2 separate regions of the Homo sapiens genome follow, and region 2 is linked to region 1. A link is an interaction called in ENCODE POLR2A ChIA-PET data of the cell type or tissue named here. Cell type or tissue: OCI-LY7. All regions are shown on one strand.

Region 1 (8,000 bases):
CAAAAAAAATGTACAAGGTACGTTTAGGAGATCCTGGGGTAAGAAACTTGGCTGGAGTAGAAGGGTCCATGTAGGGCTTTGTTTCACAAGTAGATCAAGTGTATCAAAATCACTTGGGGAGCTTGTTAAAATGCATATTCCTGGACTCCAGCTTCCAGACCTACTGAATCAGAAGCTCAGGAGGTAGGACTCAGGAATCTGCATTATAACAAGTTCCCTCAAGCAATTTTAAGACACATTAAAATTTGAGAATCAATGATGTGGACCAAGCATGAGAAATAGGGTTGGAAGAATATACAGGGTTAGGTCCACACAAGGAGAACTTTGAATGCCAGGCTAAGGAGGCTGAAATTTATCCCACAGGCAATCAGGTATCACCCTCCAAGGATGATGATCAGAAGCATTATGAATAAAGGATATTCCACAACATTAATCTAGCAGTTGTGTGTATTATGGACTGGAAAGGAAAGAGACTAGTGCAGTGTGGCTGTGAGGTGGTGGCAGGAGTCAGGGTGGACTGGGGCATAGGGGATGAGTCAGAGATGGCTTTGAGGTTTCTAGACTGGGAGACAAGAAGCCTTATGGTAAAAGAAAGGTGAGAAGAGTGAGTCATCTCTGAGAAATAATGAGATGAGTTTGTGAATACTGAGTCTGAGAGCAAGCTATCCAAGAGGAAATGTTTAGCAAGCAGTTGGAAATATAGGACTGAACCTCAGGAGTGGGGTTAAGTTTGGGCTAGAGAAATGGGAATGGTTGGTAAAGAGGTGAGAAGGGAAGCCATGCATGCCTGTGTGTCCTTGTCAATAAAGAAAGTGGAAAGCAGGAGGAGCTGGAGAACACCCAGATTTGAGGGGTAGTAAGAAGAACTAGCAATAAAAGAGAAAAAAGGAGGGGTCACTTGGCTGGAAGGAGACCCAGATATTAGAACCTAGCAGAGAGTTCTTTCAAAAGCTGCGGGTGGCTAGTAGTGTGGCTAATGGCAAAGTGAATTTGAGGCACAGAGCAAAAACACTGGCTACGGCATGCATGCTGAGAAAGCTGCAAGAGTGCACACACCTGCTCATTCTCATGTTCCTTAACACAAACACACAGAAATAGACACACCTGCTCCTACAGATACACAAGTAGCACCTCTTTCCCTCTCTCTCCTTTCCCCGCCCCACGTTATACACATATTCCCATTTCCAGGCTCATTTTCTGACTACCAGGGATTGGGCACTAGTGTGCCACAGGCTGTTAATGTTCTGTTTTAAGGATGGTGCCTCAGGTCTCAGAAAAGGGTGCTCTGCCTGTCATGGGTGGGAAATAATACAGAACCCCAAGATCACTGTCCTTGCCTTTGGCAGCTCAGCTGAGGGGAGGAAAGGAGGGAAAATGGCATGTTTCTCTGGATTTGCTCCCTACCCTACCCCTTTGCCCCTAGCCCCAGGATTTCTCAGCAGACAATAAGGTCCACCCCATTTTGAGAGTCCTTCATTTTGGCTGCCGATAATGCAAGAGAATGTTTTTGTTTCTGAACTTATGGTAAAAAGGAAAATAGAAGTCCTTGAGAGAAGAGCCAGAACAGAATTTTCTGCTGGGAATGCTAATGGCCTTAAGGCTGCCCCACAAACAGAAGCTGACTTGAGTGTGCTTCCTCCCAGGGGGCCTGTCAAAGCTAAGGGTCTTCATCTAGTATCAATAGGTATCAATTCTAGTCCCCCTAGCAATGATTGCTAGGGCCTATATGTGAAGGCAAGAACCCCCCAAAACCAAGCTTGTCTGCATGAGCCTCTCTTTCCACAATTTGCCCCAGGTATGTGTTGGGGTTTGAGGGTGTGTCTGAGGGGTGTGTGTCTTGTGTGTGATATGTGTGTGTGTATTTGTGTGTATGTGTATGTATGTGTGTCTTATGGCTTCATTCAGTTAGCCTGGAGGTGCCACAAAAACAGGGATCTTTCCTCTGTTGCATTGGTGCTGCCCCTCCAAGTGCCTTATCAGGCATTAGCCACGGAGTCCAATCATTTATGCGTAGTGGGGGAGGGTGGGTACAGAGTGCTTCCGTTGTCCTGCATCCACCCATGCTCCCTCCAAGGGCTGAAGTAAGGATTACTGCGGTGGGGCAATTCCTCTCCTCTACTCATCCCACCCGAGACTCCTCTGTTACCCACCCCCACCCCCATCTCCAGCAAGCCTTTCCCAGCTTGCTGCTATCATCAGCAATCCCAGGGCTTTCTTGTTGCACTTTTTCAATCTACTACTGCTCCTAGAGGATGTCGTTGGTCACAAAATCCCCCAACTGGGCCACACAGCTCACTTCTCAAGACCCTCGGACTGCACCACTTACAAGAGGGAGGGGTCCCCTGACTCATTCCAAATGCAGCTCGCAGCCTCATAGGAGTCCCCAGACCTCTCCTCCAGTGGGGTAGAGGCTCTGTTGCACTATCCAAAGAAGCCATAGCACCAACAGCATCACGAGCTTATGTTGGAGGGGGCACTTACTGAGTTCAGGCCAATAGTCTGGCCACTCAGCAGAATGCCTCACATATCTGGGAAACCCTCAGGGCCAGAAGCCTGGGGCAGCTGCCACCCTCCCCTGGCCAGTCTCCTCTCCCTGGTGGCCTTCAGCCCACAACTGCAAGGCGGTTGTGGTGTTGGGTGCCAGCGAGAGATAGGGGATATTCTCTCCACATGCAGCAATGAGTGTTTCTTTCCTGCTTATATCTTATTCCCTCCTTTCTCAGAATCTGGCAGTGGCTCCCAATTGCCTCTCAAGTCAATTGAAACCTTCTCTTTGTGGGCCTCAAAACCCTCCACAATTACATCTCACCTTCTGACACCCTCACTCCCACACACACATCACCCATAACTCTGGCCTAGGCACAGACAGTAGAGTAGACAGATGAGGTTGTCCACAAACTGCTCCTGCCTGAGTCCTGCCACAGGTGCCTGAAAGCCCCACCAACAGAGTCACTCCTCTGTGTCCTTTAAAAATGCAAATGTTACCTGTGAGGTGTAAGCAGTAAACCTCTATCAGCTATTAACACCTTGGCCTGGCAGGGATTCTGTCATCAAATTTGCCCGAGCAGTGAGCAAAGCCCCGCCTAAATAATCTAAGGGGGCGGGGGAGAGGACCCAGAGGAGCCCTGAGCAGCCGACGGGAGGGGCAGGAGCAGGGAAGGGGCTCTGACGTAGAAGCCATCGCCGTCACGATTTTACCACGGTCTACATTCTAACTCCGCATCTCTACTTAAAACAGTAAAACCCACTAGTCCTTGCTCCCCTCAACCTTGTTTCCCCCATCCACAATACATTATGCCTTATTTAACCTCAGGGGTGCCTTCATGACAAGCTGCTAAGGTTGAATTAGTCCTTTCACATGAAATACAAAAACAAACAAACAAAAAAACAAGCCATGAAATTGGGTAGACGCTGGCATGTTTGCTTGGGCACGGCCAAGTCTTGTTGAGGTCTCCCCGGGTAGAGCAAGATCTCTTTGCTCAGCGGAAACAGCAAAGGCTTCCCGAAAAGCCTCTCTTAGCTCCCAAGAAGCTGGCAGCTGGGTTCCCCCTGCTTCTCCTGCAGTGAGCTTCATGGGCAAGGAAGGCGAGGGAGGGGCAGGGCCTCCAAGCTGAGGGCCTCTGTGGCTGAACTGGCACACTATCCCGGGTCCTCTAGGCCCAGGTGGAGTTCGCCATTTACCCCGGTCTCCAGCTGGGAAAACTCACTTGGTGCTTCGCTCTGAGTCAGCATAGAATCCCCCACCCTCCACTTCGAGAAGGGCGCCCCCAAGGGAGCCTTGCGCTTATAGCAGTTCCTCCGAAGGCAGGAGTCCAGAGACTGCCCCGCCCTCCGTAAGAGCTGCAGGATGCTAAGACCACCCGGTGGACTCCAGGGTTTTGCACCTGGACCAAGATGCCAAGGGGAGGGGCAGGTCTAGCAGAATTCGGCGTTTGCTGTCATCTGGGGCTCTTTAGTTGCAGCTGCAAGGGTGGAGGTGCCACCTGCTTCTGGGGGAAGGTGTCAAACATTTGCCCCTGCAGTGGTTTCAGTGTGTGTGTATGGGGCTGTGGTGTGTGTGTGCAGGAAACCCAACAGCTCGAGCGTGGAGGGTATGACTACCAGAGTTGGGCACGCTTTTTGCCAGAATGGGGTTCTTAAGGGCTCTGGTGGAGGTGTCTACAGTAGCTGCGTGTGACGGGGGGTTGCTGGGTGTGTATTGGGGGGAAGCAGCAGGTACTGGATCTGCAGTAATGTGCAGTTGTCATGTAGTTTCTCAAGACCACTCTGAGAAAACACACACACACTCACATACACACACACACTCTCCAACCTCCAAAGCACTAGGCTGGGGAGTAGAGGAGTGTGTTTGTGTGTGCATGTTTTAGCAGCGCTAGGGGGAGGTGCATGTATCTGTATATGTGTTTGAGCTTTATTAGCATCTTGGTGGGAGGGGGCAAGTGTAGCTCGCGCTCTCTCTCTCTCTCTCTGTGTGTGTGTGTGTGTGTGTGTGTGTGTGTGTGTGTGTGGTCTTTGCATGGGGCTGACTGTGTGGCTGAGCGCCGGGTATGTTGTGCGGCTGTGTGTGCGTGTGTGTGCGCCTCCGTGTCCGCTTGTGAACATGGCCCCGGGAACCACGCACATGCTTCAGACAGCTGTTTCTGGCAGCCCCTGGGCTCGGGCTTCGCCGGGCACCCCGGCTAAGTGGCCACCTCCTAGCAGCCAGGCCCCGCGTCTCGCCAGCTCTCCCAACTGTGCCCACAGCCCAGGCGCGCACACAAAGGCTCCATAATGAACGCGCTGCACTCCCCTGCGCTCGACTCCTCACCCCGCACCCGCGGAGGCCAAACGAGCCCGCCAAGCCAGAGACTCGCCGGGGCAGTGGGCACGCAACGGGCCGTTACCCCGCCCGCCCAAACTCCGGGCGGCCAGACGTTCGGCGCCCCCCGCCCTGCCCCCGGCTCCCGGGGGCGCCCAAGCGCCAGTCGCCCCCCAGCCGGCCCGGGGCGGAACGCTCCCGCCGCGACCCACCCCCGGTTGGGCTGAGACAGCGGGCGCGCCCCCCTGAAGGCAGCGCGCCTCTTACCTTCCTCCCCCTCCTCTTCCTCCTCCTCTTCCTCCTCCTCCTCCTCCTCCTCCGCCTCCTCAGCGGCGCGGCAGCGGCGGCGCAGCGGCGGCGGCGGCGGCGGCGGCAGCGGGACTAGGGCACCCGTGCCCCCGAGCCCGGCATGGGCTTGGGGCTCAGTGGCGCCGGGCGGCGGGGCGGGCAGAGGTTGGCAGGGCGGCAGCAGCTGGCCCGGGACGCGGGGAGCTGGCGCGCAGGCGGCGGGCTGCGGGCAGGATGGCAGGAGCGCGCGCGGGCTCCTCGGGCGGGCTTCATGGCTGCGCCGCGGGCGGCACCATCGCCGTGGCTCGCTCGTCGCTCTCTCGCTCCAGGAGTGCGGCAGGCTGCGAGGTGACGGATGGCGGCGAGGCGGCCGGACGGCCGAGGAGGGGAGGGGAGAAGGGGCGGGGGGAGGGGGAGGGGGAGGAAAGAGGGGAGTGCAGAATGAGGGGCCTCTCCGGCGCCTCCCGACCCTCGAGTGCTGGCGTCGATTTCCCCGAATGGGAAAGCGGCTTAAAGGCGCAGTTCCTGGCTCGGGTCACTACTAAAAATAAGCAAAAAATTGACAATTGGGGAAAGAATCTCCCAAGAACAACCCAGCAACCCAGCCACCCAGCCTGGCGCTGCCTCACTTCTTGAATCTGACCGTTACGGCCGGACTCTGCCGGGAACTGCTGGCTGCCGAGAGGGCAAGCCAATTTCCAAAGTGAACCCGGGAAAGGGGGGCGGGGAGTGAACTGCGGAGAAGGGGCAGCAGGAACGCTTGCTTCGGAGACTCCGTTCCCTGGCCCCTGACCTTGCTTCTCGCCCCTTGTTTGCTCGCCTTCTGCTGGGGATGCCCTCCCTGCAGCTCCCCTCCTGGTCACCATCGCAAACATCCACACGCACCTTGAGTTTCGGCTCGGGCTCCTGCTCTCAGCGCCTCTCCCCAGCACTGGAGTGTGAGCGGCTTCGAGCCCAGGCCCAACGCCAGGAGCCCACCTCAGTAAGGGAGCGATCTGCCAGCTGGCAAAGGTCTGCTTAGAAAATGCGATTGGTTTGGTGAAAAGGGAAAAAGGTTAAGGTGTGTGTGCATGTGTGTTCACCAGCAGATGGAGGGAGGGTCCTGGCCACACACACACACCCGGAAGGAGAGCAGCTAGGCACACAGCACAGTGCCTGATGAATGATCTCAGGACGTTTTTTAGAGACATGCTGTGAATACTAAACATGCAGCAGCCGAGATTCAAGAGAAGCTCTTGGTCTCCCAGCGGGCTCCAGACCCCTTCAGAGGAGTTTTGAGGGCCAAGAAAAAAGGCCACTCTTCCTTCCCCAAAAAGGGCAGCCTCAGTGGGGACCCAGAGAGACTGGGAAGCTGGACAGTGGGTCTGGGTGGTGAAGTTAAGGCCAGGGAAGAGAGAAGCAGGAGGAAGCAGTGGAGTTGAGGAGCTCCTGGTGATGCCAAATACATGGTGAATTTCCGGGTGTCAGAAGCACCTCGGAGAGACAGTTAAACATTGGCACATTTGGGCCTTGTGAGTTCTAAGGTGAAAAGTCAGCCCTCCTCGATTTCCTCTGTGTTCCTGAACTCTAAAGGAGGCTGTTGGCACAAAGGGATCCATTCTAGTTGGAATATTTCCTCACTTTCGGTTCTTTTCAAGCACTTGGTTAAAGCTTCAGAAGAGGCCGGAGGGCTACTGAGGGGCAATTGTGGGACAAGGGCTGTTCTCCTAGGCTGCACGGAATTTCCAGGATACAGAGGAGAGCTCCGGGCACAGGGCTCCGTGGCTTCCCACAGCTGGGCTCAGCAGTGGAGTAGCTGACTAGCAGATTTGGCCATCGGTCCACTGAGCACACTTTTGCTTTCTTCCTGGCACTTCCCACCTTGAAAAAAGGATGGAAATTCCCTGCATCTGGATGGGAGTAGCCTAAGCTGGTAAACCAAGCTGATGGAATTATTAAAAGCGGATGACAAGTGAAAGTGAAGACATGCAGGGAGAGAAACACACAACATTCCCTGCAAATGCACAGGCAGAGCCCAACCTGAGAAGATGCTCTGAGGAACACAGCACACACAAAGGGACACACATGGAGTCAGTCACATGTGGGGCCACAGACACACTGAGCTAGTGCAAAAAAAAAAAAAAAAGGCTAGCCAGAAAAGTGACTCAGACTTTATTTCTAATCCTTCTGAAGGAAAGAGATGAAGAGAAACAGGGAAGAATTGGCCTCCCATCTCCAGGGACTGGAGAGGGAGCCAGGAACCAGCTGTCCAGTATGAATAATAATATTTCCAGCCAGACTGTCCCTGGCAGATTTTCTTGGGGTGGTGTCTCAGGAGGTGGGATCCCCTCCAGGGTCTCCTGAGCCTCACCTAGTTCAGTCTTTATTAATATTAATAACACAGGTCCCAACAAATTGGTTTGTATCAGTTATTACAATAAAGCTCATGGGTTAAGAACTAAAATAAATGCCTCTCACGAATCTGATTGGCCCTCCTCTGCTGCTTTCTGGGCTCACTCAAAGCACATGCTCAGGCTCCATTCAAGCTGCTTTGTGGTAAACAAAATAAAGAAGGGGTGGTGAAGCAGGAAAGAGTATTGAGAGGAACTGTGTCACTGGACAAATGCACATCTGAGGGCTCCTGGGTGACCAGTGAGGCACTGTCTGGTTTAGGATAGCGATTAGGTGCATGGCTTTCAGAATCTGCTTCTTACTAGTGATGTGATCTCAGGTAGCTCACTTAACTTCTTTAAGCCTTACCTGTGAAATGAAGACGATGGCAGAATCTACCTTATGGAGTTATTGGAAGTGTTGAATGAGATAACAGATATAAAAGGTCTCAGTAAATGTTAGCTGTCGTTCTTTCTCAAAACGAATTTGCCTCCTAGTCATCTATTTAAAGGTTCCTTTTTCTGTTCATATTCTGCCTAATTCC
Region 2 (8,000 bases), 250 kb after region 1:
CTTTGAGGCTGTCTTTTGCATTTGACTGCTATTCACCAGTTAGTTCTTTCAAGTATTTTACTCTCTCTCCTCTCCTCACCTACCCTCCCCTATTCCCTGCCCTCTCTTGCATCCCTCCATCCCCTTTCCAAGCTGCCATACCTCTTCCTAGGTCTTCATGCCCACACATACACTCTGCCATCCCTTGGGTCCTTCTCAGCTCCTCCAAGATTCTCTCTCTCTCTCTCTCTTTTTTTTTTTTTTGAGACGGAATCTCGCTCTGTTGCCCAGGATGGAGTGCAGTGGCGCGATCTCGGCTCACTGCAACCTCCACCTCCCAGGTTCAAGCGATTCTCCTGCCTCAGCCTCCTGAGTAGCTGGGATTACAGGCACTCACCACCACGCCTGACTAATTTTTGTATTTTTAGTAGAGACGGGTTTTCACCATGTTGCTCAAGGCTGGTCTTGAACTCCTGACCTCATGATCTGCCCACCTCAGCCTCCCAAAGTGCTGGGATTACAGGATCAAACTTCACATGAGCAATTAACAGTCTTCAGCAATATCACACTTTTAACATTTGAAGAATTGATCCATCCTCATTTGGGATTAAAATAAAAACTTTTTCTAGGTCTTAAAATTAGATTCTGACCTTAAGGCTTTGAGAAGCTATAGTATGAAGGGGGAAAAAAGAACTTAATGTGAAAGATAATCAGCAAATTATACTGCTTAAGATGTTTAATATGAACTTGAAACCAATGCACCATTTTCAGAAGCCCTATATTTTGTTTTGGCATAAGATGATTACCATTTGAAGTTTGATCCCTCTCTGTTTCCTTCAAAATGCCTGGGCTAACTTCACCTCTCCCTATCAATTTCTCTCTGGGAACAGAAACATTTAGAGTAAGACATTAGTAATTCAGTTTTTACTTCCAGAGTTGGCATGCATAACTATTACTGACAAATAGGGTCATTACTGTGCTTTGAGGCTTAGATTTTTCTACTTTCTTCTTGAGTACTTTTTCTGGAAGACTTTATATCTTGGTAGAACAAGGGGTTTCTTCTGTGAATTTGTACTTCCTTTGCATCTCTGCCTCTCTAATTAATGATGTGTTAAACAATCATATGTATTGCCAGAGGTTGCTATTTATAGAAATGGTTTTATAACATGACTAATCATATGTGAATTTTCAGGCCAGATCTCTCAGTCATGATGTTCTTGAGAAGGTTGAGTGCATTCGTGGAACTTGATGATTGTCAATAACTAGGCGGTTTAGGGAAAATGTTGCCTCTAAAGAAGAATAGTCTATTTGCTTCTAAGAAACTAGGAACAATTTTTAATAAATCGTATGGCTAAGCTTCTGTGCTGGTCACCTCTTGACAGTCATTTCTCAAAGTAAATGTAGGGGAATGAATGATTACTCTCAAAATCATTTATACTTTGTGAGACAGAAATCCTTAAACATTATGCTGAAATGGCTTATGATAGGTACCCAGGCTTGAACTGATTTTGTTTCTGCCTTTTGACACACAGTAGATTTATCTTCCTAATGATGTGTTGCTTAAGCTAGTATTAAAATAGAAGAATAGTGTCCGGTTCCTTCACTTACTAGTTGCTTGACCCTAGGAAAGTTAGTGTCTCAGAGCCTCTGCTTCCTCAGCTATAGAATGGAGATCAAAATACCTTTTTGGTTTGTTGTTAGGTAATGAAGGTAAGGGATTTCAGTTTCAATAAGTGCTTCCTTTTATCTTTTCCCCTTTATATTACATAAGAGAGTCTAGAACTTGAGTGATAAAGTGGTGTGTCCTGAAATGACCATCATTTATTGATTCTAGATCAGGTTTCCTACTACCAAGAACACTCCCAGAATCAATAAATAATAGTAGGTAGTACACAGAGCAGATAATTTGCATGCTGATACATGAGATAGATGAATAGTAATTTTTTAAAATTATAGTTTGAAATCCAGTTTATGTTCACTGTCTGGGCCAGCTGATAGTGTGTCCAGAATTGGTTCCTTCTGGTGGGTTCTTGGTCTCGCTGACTTCAAGAATGAAGCTGCGGACCCTCGCGGTGAGTATTACAGTTCTTAAAGATGGTGTGTCCGGAGTTTCCTCCTTCTGGTGGGTTCGTGGTCTTGCTGACTTCAGAAGTGAAGCTGCAGACCTTTGCAGTGAGTGTTACAGCTCTTAAAGGCAGTGTGTCTGGAGTTGTTCATTCCTCCTGGTGGGTTCGTGGTCTTGCTGGCTTCAGGAGTGAACCTCCGCGGTGAGTGTTACAGCTCATAAAGGTGGTGCGTCCAGAGTTGTTCTTACTCCCGATGGGTTCGTGGTCTCACTGGCTTCAGGAGTGAAGCTGCAGACCTTCACGGTGAGTGTTACAGCTCATAAAGGCTGTGTGGACCCAAAGAGTGATCAGCAGCAAGATTTATTGTGAAGCGTGAAAGAACAAAGCTTCCACAGCCTGGAAGGGGACTCGAGTGGGTTGCTGCTCCTGGCTCGGGTGGCCAGCTTTTATTCCCTTATTTGGCCCCACCCACATCCTGCTGATTGTTCCATTTTATAGAGTGCTGATGGGTCCATTTTACAGAGTGCTGATTCGTCCGTTTTTACAGAGTGCTGATTGGTGCATTTACAAACCTTTAGCTAGACACAGAGCGCTGATTGGTGTGTTTTTACAGAGTGCTGATTGGTGTGTTTACAAACCTTTAGCTAGACACAGAGCACTGGTTGGTGTGTTTACAAACCTTTAGCTAGACAGAGTGCTGATTGGTGCATTTACAATCCTTTAGCTAGACAGAAAAGTTCTCCAGGTCCCCACCTGATTAGTTAGACACAGACCTGATTAGAAGACACTGATTAGTTCTTCACCAGCAGTGAGGATAACCCCAGCATTATACTTTGGAAAGCTTTCACATAGCACTTTACATAAAATTAAATTAGACAAGGTAATATATGTGAAGAGTCCTATACAAACTTATTTTTAAAATAATATTTTGGTTATTCACTTAATGGAACCGTCAGAATTTTAGAAGTGAGGAAACTGAGGCTCCAAATGCATTTAAATGACTAGAACAGTCTAGTGGGCATCAACACTCATTCAGTTGTTTTCTTTATCTCCAGCCATTTAGTTAATTCAGTAAGCCCCATTTAGATTGGACTGCCAGGTAGGGAACATTCTGCTCATTTCTAGTAGCCCTTCTAATAAGCTCTGATGATTTTTGGGGGCCTAGTGTGCTTTCTGCTGAGGGCCTTTATCATCTAGTATTCCTTTCTTTGAATATGTGTGCTTGCATTGAGTCACCCAAGAGAGACTGTAAGCTGGGCTCAACATACAAAGCTGTAGTTTTATCAGTTTTAAGCTCCTGTAGTTAGGCAGTGTGGATAAGGAGAGGTTACTTAGAAGAGGAAGAGAGGTTGTCTGGAGAAACCCAACAAGGCAGAGATAGCGTATTCCTCTTGATTGCCACAGATAGGGAGTACAGACCTGTTTCCCATTTTTTAATAAAGTAATGATATGCATAGGGAAGCTAAAGTGTGCTAAGTTCCTGTTTGTTAAAAAAGGATAGGGAATACTGAATAATTTCAGACTTTGTTTTAAAAAATATAAATTTAACTCTGTGTGAAAAGAAATAATTCAAGAGAATGCTTACAAATTAATAGAATATGTAACTTCCACGCCTGGGAAAAATTAAGAGAATAAAGAAAATCTCATCAATCCAAATATGCAGAAAAAGATAAAAGATATATAGAGCCTGGCAAATAAAAAATACAAAGTAAGATGGAAGAAAAATCCAGTAGTGTTAGTAGTCACAATAAATGTAAGTAAGTTAAACTCACTAAGAGACTGTCAGATTGGATTTAAAATATTTCGGCTATGCTACTTACAAAAACCACATTTAAAATGACACAGAAAGGTTGAAAACAAGGGAATAGAAAAAGATGCACTAGGCCAATACCAACCTAAAGAAAAATGGTGAGGCAACATCAGTGTCAGACAAAATATGATTTAAGGCAGTTTAGTAATAATTAGTTACTTCATACTGATGAAAGAAAGAAAACTTACCAAGAAGAGTCTGTCAACTGTGAACTTCATATAGGCCCCTAACAATACAGTCTTGAAATACATAAAGGAGGCCGGGCGTGGTGGCTCACACCTGTAATCCCAGCACTTGGGGAGGCTAAGGCGGGTGGATCACCTGAGGTCAGGAGTTTGAGACCAGCCTGATCAACATGGTGAAACCCCATCTCTATAAAAATACAAAAAACAAAAAAATTAGCCAAGCGTGGTGGCACATGCCTGTAATCCCTGTTACTTGGGAGGCTGAGGCAGGAGAATCACTTGAACCTGGGAGGCGGAGGTTGCAGGAGGTTGCAGTGAGCCAAGATTGTGCCATCGCACTGCAGCCTGGACAACAAGAGTGAAACTCCATCTCAAAACAAACAAACAAACAAAAGAAATATATAAAGGAAAAAGCAATGGGATTATAGGGAAAAACTGACAATTCATAATAATTGGAGGCTTTTAAACACCTTTGTCAGAAACTGGTCAAGCAAAATAGATTAAAAAATAAAAAAAGCTAAGGATATGAAATATTTAAGATCTAAATGAGATGGAAGGGCAAGAATATTTAATTCCAAATTTTTAGTGACAAAAATGTACTTTTAGTCCAAAAAGTGATTTTTTTGTTTTATTTCTCAAATTTCTAAGGCAGAAAAAATTAAAGTTATGTGCTACATTTAATAGGAAGATTCTTAAATTATTTCCAAAAGAATAGAAATTCCATAAATGCAAGGGCATAGGAAAAAAAATCCACCTTTTGATGGCTACCAGAAAACTTTAGTTTTGTCTGCAATATGACATTGATGACAATACCTAAATCTGGAAGTGTTTGTCAATTTCTTTTACAGGATAAACACCCACCATGGTTTGACAACAATGAATTTTTCTATCAATATTTATATTATCATCATGTATATTAAAACATATAACACATAAATAATTATATGTTATAAAACCTATAATAATATTATAATTTATAACAACATAGCACTTGTAACCTCAGGAAAGTGGTACACTTGGGAATATAAAACTAAACACAGCAAATGCTCTTATTGCTTCCCTTTCTGTGCCTTCCAGGATTGAGTTGTTACAGTTGAAATCACCATTTGGAGCTCACATTTAAAAAGTTTTAAGATGTGTATAAGACTTGAAAATAAGCATGTTGTAACTAACACATTCAGATAAATGTTGTCCTTCAGAGTTACTCTTGGGAAAGTTTTCCCTTATACCCATGACACTAACAGTATTCAAGATGCTGTATCTCAGCCATTTAAAGAGGTACATTTTTTTCATGTCTTAACATCTCTGAAATGGAGGCAAGTCCAATAGTTGAATGGTATCTTTTGGCCAGGTGGCAGTTGTGACATGATAGTTGTTCCTGCATGCACAGATAATATCAAAATCTTTAGGATCAAAACTTTCATAATGGATGACTGAAGTGAAAAATCCCTGAGACAATGGAGGATCACCTTTAACTCTTAGAAAATAGTGGTTGTGGGGAATGAATGGAGGAGATAGTAAATCAGATTTAGTTACCAATATGCTGAAATGGGAGACAAAAGGAAGCTAGTCTACATATTTGCAAAGCTGACTTAAGAGCATAGCAAAAATGGCTTTTAGTTCTCTTATAATTTATTTTTTAAAATGCTGCTTTAACAGTGCTCCTGGTGGCATAGAAGTTATCAAGAAATTTGTGTTGACAATTGGGGCCTGGCACGGTGGCTTATGTCTGTAATCCCAACACTGGGAGGCTGAGGCAGGCAGATCATCTGAGGTCAGGAGTTCGAGACCAGCCTGGCCAACACAGTGAAACCGAGTCTCCACTAAAAATACAAAAATTAGCCAGGCATGGTGGCACATGCCTGTAGTCCCAGCTACTCAGGAGACTGAGGCGGGAGAATTGCTTGAATCCGGGACGCGGAGGTTACAGTGAGCTGAGATTGTGCCACTGCACTCCAGCCTGGGTGACTGAAGGAGACCGTCTCAAAAAAAAAAAAAAAAAAAAAAAAAGAGAGAAAGAAAAGAAAATTGGACTCAATGTGAATTTTTGAGATACATTAACCAAGTTACTTTGCTTATACGTTTTTCTAATATATGCATGTTTGATTAAAATCTATGTCTACAATGAAAAGAGCTCTTTCAAAAAGTATTTAAAAATTAAATAATAAGGAATTATGACAGGTTGGTGGTTTTTCTCCCTTCCTTTCTTAGTGGTGCATAAAGTAATGCAACTCTTAGTTTTAATGAGACATTTTTGAAATTTGTTAGAATTGCCTTTCAGAGCTACTGTGTTAAAAACTAATTTTTAGTCATCTCATTTTATTAATTTTGACTGGGATAGAATTATAAGTTCACAATGACTTTTCCCTTAACACTTTTAAGATATTTTCCCACTGTCTTCTAATGTTTATTATTGCTAATGAAGAGCCTGCTGTCAATCTAGTTGTTGCTCCTTATTAGGTAAATTTGTTTTTTTCTCTCTGGTAACTATGAGAATTTTTTCTCTATAGGGTTTCAATATATTGTATATAACGGGTATGTGTGTTTGTATGGTAGTGAGGAGGGATTGCCTGCTTGCACTTGGTGGCTTTTTAAATCTGAGAACTAATTTTTCTTCAGTTCTAGGAAATTCACTTATCAACTCTTTGAATACTGCCTCTGCCATTCTATTTTTTCCTTCTCTGTTCCTTCTGGATATATATTGGAGCTTCTTTTTCTCCTTATCTCTTAATTCTCTCCCCTTTTCCATCTTTCTTATTTATTTATTTTTATCTGCCCTCGGTACTGGCAGATTTTTTTCTGTTCTCTCTTCTAATTTGCTAATTTTTTTCTCTTCAACTGTGTAGTCTATTATTTAAATCTGTCTTTTGAGCATTTTTATTTCTAATACTGTTAGGCGTTTCTTGGATTTCCTTTTGGTTCTTTTTCACATTCACTTAGTTTTATGGATGCTATTTCTTTCTTGAGCTCTTTGAACATATCAGACATATATTTTGATGTGCTGTTCAGATTGTGCTTTTATCTCTAATTTCTGGGATAAGAATTCTCTCATTTTCTTAGGTCTAAAGATGACTGACTTAGATGTTTTGTATATCTTGTCTGTGAGTAACCTTCTAAGGGCTTTTTTTTTTTGACTATATGTGACCTAGGAAGTGGAGATGTCCCTTTTGAGTAATGTCATGGGCAACCTGCCTGGACCTTGAAGGTTTTATCAACTCCTAACCAGTTTTTATGATAACATCTTATCTTGAAGTTTCTACATCACAAACATAAATTGAATTTGAGCCATCTATGCATATCTTCTGTAGCAGTTTGGGATTCTCACATGTTTCTTGTCTTTTCCATCCTCCTGTAGATGTTTCTCAGATTTAAACTTCACTAGGTCTCTGCTGATTCAGGAGCCTGTGGCCTTACCAGGTAGCCTTAAATCGTACCCCAAATTCAGCATTGTATTTCCAGCTATTAAGGCACATATCTCATTCAAGGTATCATCTTGGGCTAATCAACATTAACTTCTGCTCATGGGTATGAATTCCCTTTCTGTCTGACACTTAAAAAATTGTCCTTCTTTCTGGAAAAACTTTGCTTTGTATTAAAAAATGTTTTTATTAAATGATTGTAAACTGGTACTTCTAGAAGTTTGGAGTACGAGGGAGCAACTCCAGTGTGGCTTCTGTCCACCATCTTTTCTTTGAGGTCTCATTGAGAGCTCTAATTTTTTTTCCCATTCTTCTCTTATCCTTTTTTAGGGTTTGGAGTCATCAGCAGGTTTAATTTTGGAGGAACTTTACAGGTGGGTTCATTATTTGGCTCTGCAAAAACAACAGTGACTACTTCCACTACAGGGTTTATTTTCTCTACATCTGGTATAGGAGGGTTAAATTTGAGGGTGTTGTCCCAACCAGTTGCAAGTGCATCTTCATCTTCCACTGGCTTATTCACATCCAGCTCCAGCTACAC

The links. Peaks named below come from ENCODE experiments on the same cell type or tissue, not always from the same donor. Only the 100,000 strongest peaks of a DNase experiment are listed, where the experiment ranks them.
Region 2: POLR2A ChIA-PET joins it to region 1 with 6 read pairs; 2 of 35 experiments call an interaction of 5 or more read pairs at or near these places.

What each region holds. Positions count from the first base shown.
Region 1 is chrX:107,447,071-107,455,070 of GRCh38, reverse strand. FRMPD3 (FERM and PDZ domain containing 3) reads right to left here and starts at 5,419. Exons shown (of 15, transcript NM_001388459.1): 1 at 5,066-5,419. RefSeq lists enhancers at 3,298-4,212, 6,047-6,547. In OCI-LY7, CTCF peaks have their summits at 3,554 and 3,761; DNase peaks (open chromatin) are centred at 3,130, 3,880, 5,410, 5,960 and 1 weaker place; H3K4me3 peaks cover 6,363 bases; H3K27ac peaks cover 4,817 bases.
Region 2 is chrX:107,192,862-107,200,861 of GRCh38, reverse strand. NUP62CL (nucleoporin 62 C-terminal like) reads left to right here. Exons shown (of 9, transcript NM_017681.3): 2 at 7,790-7,833. Among named protein-coding and RNA genes, the nearest start is that of NUP62CL, 9.6 kb to the left of the region's middle. In OCI-LY7, no CTCF peak of the experiment used is centred here; no DNase peak of the experiment used is centred here.